Regions from separate parts of the Homo sapiens genome. Here region 1 is linked to region 2. Evidence: chromatin loops called from intact Hi-C (ENCODE). Cell type or tissue: thyroid gland. All regions are shown on one strand. Links, peaks and the distances in the headings refer to the core of each region. The heading gives the core; the rest is flanking DNA. Region 1 overlaps BMPR1A (bone morphogenetic protein receptor type 1A). Region 2 overlaps BMPR1A (bone morphogenetic protein receptor type 1A).

Evidence for each region. Hi-C counts contacts between places; a loop is a spot of excess contacts. Peaks named below come from ENCODE experiments on the same cell type or tissue, not always from the same donor. Only the 100,000 strongest peaks of a DNase experiment are listed, where the experiment ranks them.
Region 1: it touches region 2 in a loop (1.8-fold over the local background); 1 of 110 quality-filtered maps calls a loop at or near these places.

The regions. Positions count from the first base shown.
Region 1 is chr10:86,797,997-86,800,914 of GRCh38, reverse strand. All of the region lies in intron 1 of BMPR1A (bone morphogenetic protein receptor type 1A), which reads right to left. Among named protein-coding and RNA genes, the nearest start is that of BMPR1A, 43 kb to the right of the region's middle. In thyroid gland, for the core only: no CTCF peak of the experiment used is centred there; a DNase peak (open chromatin) is centred at 1,194; H3K27ac peaks cover 2,500 bases.
Region 2 is chr10:86,855,108-86,858,025 of GRCh38, reverse strand. The region is part of intron 2 of BMPR1A (bone morphogenetic protein receptor type 1A); the gene reads right to left. It also overlaps the pseudogene RPAP2P1. Among named protein-coding and RNA genes, the nearest start is that of BMPR1A, 100 kb to the right of the region's middle. RefSeq lists an enhancer at 1,553-2,134. In thyroid gland, for the core only: no CTCF peak of the experiment used is centred there; a DNase peak (open chromatin) is centred at 1,690; H3K27ac peaks cover 1,034 bases.

The sequences.
Region 1 (2,918 bases), core at 172-2,671, 57 kb after region 2:
CGGCACTACTAATTTTATTCTCACTTTAAAATAATCCCTTTCAATGTCTGAATTCCTCTTCTAGTTAGTTTTTCATTACGTATCTTCTCCACATATATTAATTGCTATGAATTATGTCTTAACTCCTAAGAAACAGGACTTTTGACAGATATAAATAGAAATGTTCATTATTTTCGCAAAGAATTACATGCTTTCTTGTTTTTCTTAAAACACAAATCGCCTGGCCAGGTGTGGTGGCTCATGCCTGTAATCCCAGCACTTTGGGAGGCCGAGGCGGGTGGATCACTTGAGCTCAGGAGTTCAAGACCAACCTGGCCAACATGGTGAAATCCCGTCTCTACTAAAAAATACAAAAATTAGCTGGGCATGGTGGCGGAAGCCTGTAATCCCAGCTACTTGGGAGACTGAGGCAGAAGAATCGCTTGAACCTGGGAGGCGGAGGTTGCGGTGAGCCGATTTCACATTGCACTCCAGCCTGGGCAACAAGAGCGAAACTCCGTCTCACAAAACAAAAACAAAAACAAAAATGGCCTTATTTTAGGTTTCCCTCTTTTGATAGGAACATGAGACTATCACTCCCCCCTCGGCTCACTATATGAAGAAAGAGTCCAAATGCAGTGAGTGATGGCAACTGAGAGCCGGGCAGATGGCAGGGAGAACAGCCTACTTAGCTCCACTGAGGGCTGCAATTGGGAATACAGGCCCTGTGCTGCCCATCTTACCATTTTTCAAGATGAGTCAGAAATCTGCATTTTCTTTTGAAAACTCTCCCAATTTTTAATTGTTGGCCACTAATTTTTAAAAAATTACATTATAAGCCAAAAACATGCCTACAGGCCAAATCCAACTGACAGGTCACTAGTTTGCAACCTGTATGTTAAAGAATCATGGTTCATCTACTATTCTTTTTCTTGTTTTTAGTTAAATCTTCCCTCCAAGCAGAGATATGTTGTTTTTCTATAATATACCCACTTAAAGACTCAAAAGACTACCAACAACTGCCATTAAACATCTCTCTTTTAAAAAGTAATTTACTATATTTGCATTTTGATACTGGTTTGGGATGGGAAAGAAATTCATTTTAAATTTACAATTACTCTTGTAATCACAGCACGCTGGGAGGTCGAAGTGGGTGGATCGCTTGAGCCCAGGAATTCAACACCAAGTGAAGCCCCATCTCTACAAAAATACAAAAATTAGCTGGGTGTGACGATGTGCGCCTGTTGTCCCAGCTACTCAGGAGGATAAGGAGGGAGGATCACTTGAGCCCAAGAGGCAGAGGTTGCAGTGATCCAAGATCACACCACTTCACTCCAGCTTGGGCAACAGAGCAAGATCTTGTCTCAAAACAAAAGAAAACAAAAAAAGAAAGAAAGAAAAGAAAGAAAAGAAAAGAAAAGAAAAGAAAGGAAGGAAGGAAGGAAGGAAGGAAGGAAGGAAGGAAGAAAGGAAGGAAGAAAGAAAATGTACAATTACTCATGAAAAAAAGTAGTTATCAGTAGTTATTTGTAGAGCACCTGCAGTGTGCCCAGCACATTACTAAGCATTTTCACACTCTAGTTTTCACGAAAGCCTAAATTACCTTGTGAAGTTGATATTATTATCTCATTTTACAGACGACTTGTAATAGTTCACAAATTTCTCAGTTTTTCTTTCTCGGCATTCAGAATCCAGCAGAAATGGTTGGTTAGGGTTGCCTTTTGATAGGTATCATCAATCAATGATAATTACAACCATCTTAAATCACAGTAACAAAAATGCAAGGTAAAGATTTTGAAGGACAATATCCTTTGAAAAAAACAGCTAAAACTTTAACTCCTTAAGTTCTCCATTTTCACTAATGTTCCCTGACATCCCTTTAGTAGTCAGTTATTTTCAAGACAAGTAAAATTGAAGTCAGCTCTTCTTTTTGGTTAATATGTTCCTTTCCAGAATCTCTAAAAACAAAGTCTTGCAAAAACCAAAGCTTTTTTATTAACATAACAAGGACTAAAGGAACACCACTGACTACTGACACAAGGCACAGTGCTCAGCTCACATGCAATAAAACAAGTCGGATTCCCCACTCACATGAGCTTACAGTTTCAGTTTCTGAGAATGGAAACAGATCTGAAAGTAATTATGGTAAGTGCAACAAAGGAGATTTAAAACAGGATGCTGGATAGCTTTCACCAAGGTGTTTAAGTAAAAAGACATACTGGGCAAAATCTCAATACAATTGGAAAGGTAGAAAGACAAACTGCTCCCTTACAGTGAAGTGGTTCCTTTAAGATATTACAAGGCCTGAAGTCTTACATTAACATCTTATAAATACACAGTTCTACTCATATTTTATATGTCCTAGAGATTCCATGTTTAAGCCTTTAATTTTGATCTTTTAAAAGCCACTCATTTTTCTGTAAAACATGCATAAATAATAAACTTCAGTATTTTAAAAAGTAAAACCCTCATCAGGATTTAAGTTCTAAGGCTCAAGGAACATTTAAGTAATTAAAGCAAATTATATATTTATAAAAATAACAGACAAAACCAATAGCATTTATCAAATAATGTGGAAAGGATAATTGTTAAAATGCTACTTTTATTGATAACATGTAAAAACTTAGTATTAGTTTTTTAAGTATGGAAATTGTGATGAATGGTCTAATTACTTGGTTTTTGCAAAGATATAAAATGTCATACGGTAGTAAGCTACAAAAGCTAAGTGCCAAAATGAGTCATAATTCCCTAGTAAAAAAAAATAGGACTAAAAAAGGAATACCTCTAAAAGTCTTACAAATATGCTTATATAAGAATGATACAAAACATCCATGACCTTAAATGAAGAGGATGTGTCAAAAATGTCTTAATCTCACTAGCAATTAATATATCAAAATAATAAATAGCAAATAGACAAAGTTTTGAACACAGTCTTAAGT
Region 2 (2,918 bases), core at 221-2,720:
TAAGAGGTGGAAACTAATTCCTTTGAGTATAGGTTAAACTGAGTGACTTCTTCTAACAAACAGGATACAGGAAAAACTACAGGCTTCTGCCTGTAATAACAGCACTTTGGGAGGAACAGGCAGGAGGACTGCTTGAGACCAGGAGTTTGAGACCAGCCTGGTCAACATAGCAAGACCCCATCTCAATTTAATTTAAAAAAAAAAAGAAACGAATAAAGTAATGACTAGGTCTTAAAAGGCACTGCAGCTTTCTCCTTGTTTTTTTTTTTTTTTTGGATCACTAGATCTGGAGAAAGCCAGCTGTCACAGTGTGAGGATACTCGAGCCTATGGGAAGGCCCATAGGGTGAAGAACTGAGGCCTCCTGCCAACCACCATGTGAGTATGCCACATGGAAGTGTATTCTCCCCGAGTCAGGCTTTCAGATGACTGTAGCCCCTGCTGACTTCCTGACTGCAACCTTGTGAAACATAAAGATTAGAACCACATCCAGCTAGGCTACTCCTGAATTCTTGTAAATTAGGGTTTCATGTCATTAAGTTTTGGGATAAACTGTTATGCAGCAATGATAATTAACACACTTATCTTGCATTCCTGGGATAATTTCAATTTGTCATTATTGTATAATAAATAATGTATTCAGTCTTTGACCCTAGTTCTTGGGAGAGAACCTCTAATTCATGGAATTTCCTTGGTAGTAGGAATGCCTTTGTTACTCACGAGCCTCATGGATCATTCCTGAGATTATGCTAACAATTGACTCAGAATGGGGGAGATTATGCTAACAAGATGACTCAGAATGGGGTCTGCTCACCAGAAAGGCCACCATGTGTAGAAGGATGGGGTTTGAGCTAGCCAAGCCTCTAAGGAAGAAAGGAGAGAACACTGAAAGTTTGAGTTCAATCACATGGCCAATTATTCCATTACACCTACATATAAAATCTACACACACCATAGCTCAGGTAGGCTTCCTCATTGGTGAGCATACTGATGTGTCAAGAGGGTGACATACCCTGATCCCAGGAGAAGAGAGCACAGAAGCTCCATGTTAGGAACCCTCCCAGTACCCTGTATCTCATTTGGCTGGTCCTGATCTGTATTCTTCATAATTAAAGTGTAACTTAAGTATACCACTTTCCCAAGTTCAGTCAGTTAATTTATAAATTATCAAACTTGAGGGGATTCATGGGAACCCCCAGATTTGCAGCCAGTTAATCGGAATAACAGGTGGTCTGGGGACCACCAAACTTTTAACTTGTACTCGCAGCAAGGGCAGTCTCGTTGGGAACTGCACCCTTAAACCTGTGGAGTTTCATGCTAACTCTGTCAGAACTGTATTACAGTCAGCATTGTAGACATGAGATATATACATATAAAATATTTAAACATAATACTGGACTTCTTTTGCTCCTATCTTGTTAGATTTTACACAAGCAAGACTGGTCTATAATTTATTTCATATTAGCCATGCTTGGTTTTGGTACCAAAGTTATACTAGTCACAATAAACTGAGGAACTTTCCTTAATTTGCTATTCTCTGGAATGGCATGTGTAAATCTGGACATACCTACGACATGGACAGTTTAAAAGAATTCACCCTTAAGATAACGTGGGCCAGGTAGGGAGATGGTGCCTCGGGGCGAGACTCTGGAGCTGGTCCAGACCCGCAGACTACTCTCTCCCATGGCTGACTGCCCTGGGCTGCAGAGGGCCAGGGCTCCCACCATTCTCGAAATGCCACAGGTACTAAACAGACAAGTACTTTGAAACAAGAAGATGCTTCTAAAAGGGGAAGTTCATTACACCTGCTCACTACAACGATGTAGTGAATGAACATTCTATTGTCAAACTCTGTGGTTATCCTTTATGTCACAAGAAGCTGGGAATTAAATATAAAATTTCAAAACCAATAAAGTCTATGATATTACTGAAAGAAAGTCTTTTTGCAGCAATTTTTGTTATGAAGCATCTGAGTTTTTTGAAGCACAAATTCCCAAAACTCCAGTACGGTGAGAGGCATCCAGATTTTCAACTGCTAAAGGAAGGGCAAAGTGGCCATTCTGGAAAAGAAATAGTTATGCAGTAAAGCCATTAAAACATCAGATATCAACAATCCTAGCCAGTTTGAAAAGCAATATGAATCTTCTAGCAATTGTTCTTCCAGCACTCATAATGACAGCAGCAGTGATAATGAGCAAGACTTTGTTTCCTCCATTCTACCAGGAAACAGACCAAATTCAACAAGTATTAGACGACAGCTGCACCAAAAAAGCATAATGAAAAAGAAAGCTGGTCTCAAAGCTAATGCCAAACACAAAGAACAGACAGTAGTGGATGTCACTGAGCAGTTAGGCAATTGCAAATTAGATACTCAGGAGAAAGCTGCCACATGTGAACTTCCTTTACAGAAAGTAAATACTCAAGAGTTCTTCAAATAGTACTTTTTTGAAAAGTACTATTTCAAAAAATAGAAATACTATTTTCAAAAAATAGAAATACTATTTCAAAAAATAGTACTATTTCCTGAAAGATTATAGCTTCAGAAAATTCTGAAAGTAAATACAGTAGGTCAGAAATAACTCTAATAGGCATAAGAAAAGTATGGAGCATTTTAACAGAAAATTTGCCAAATCAAACCAAGTTTCTAAGTCAGTGTCTAGTTCAGTGCAGGTGTGTCCTGAAGTGGCAAATAGAAACTTACTTAAAGTTTTGAAGGAGACTTTGATTGGGTGGAAGACAGAAGAAACTGAGGTTTTTGTATGGCCAGAATTATGCTTCTGTGTGTCTGAAACCTGAAGCCTCTCTGGTTAAAAAACTTAGCGACGCAGGGTGTGGTGGCTCACGCCTGTAATCCCAGCAGGTTGATCACCTGATGTCAGGAGTTCGAGACCTGATGTGAAACCCTGTCTCTACTAAAAA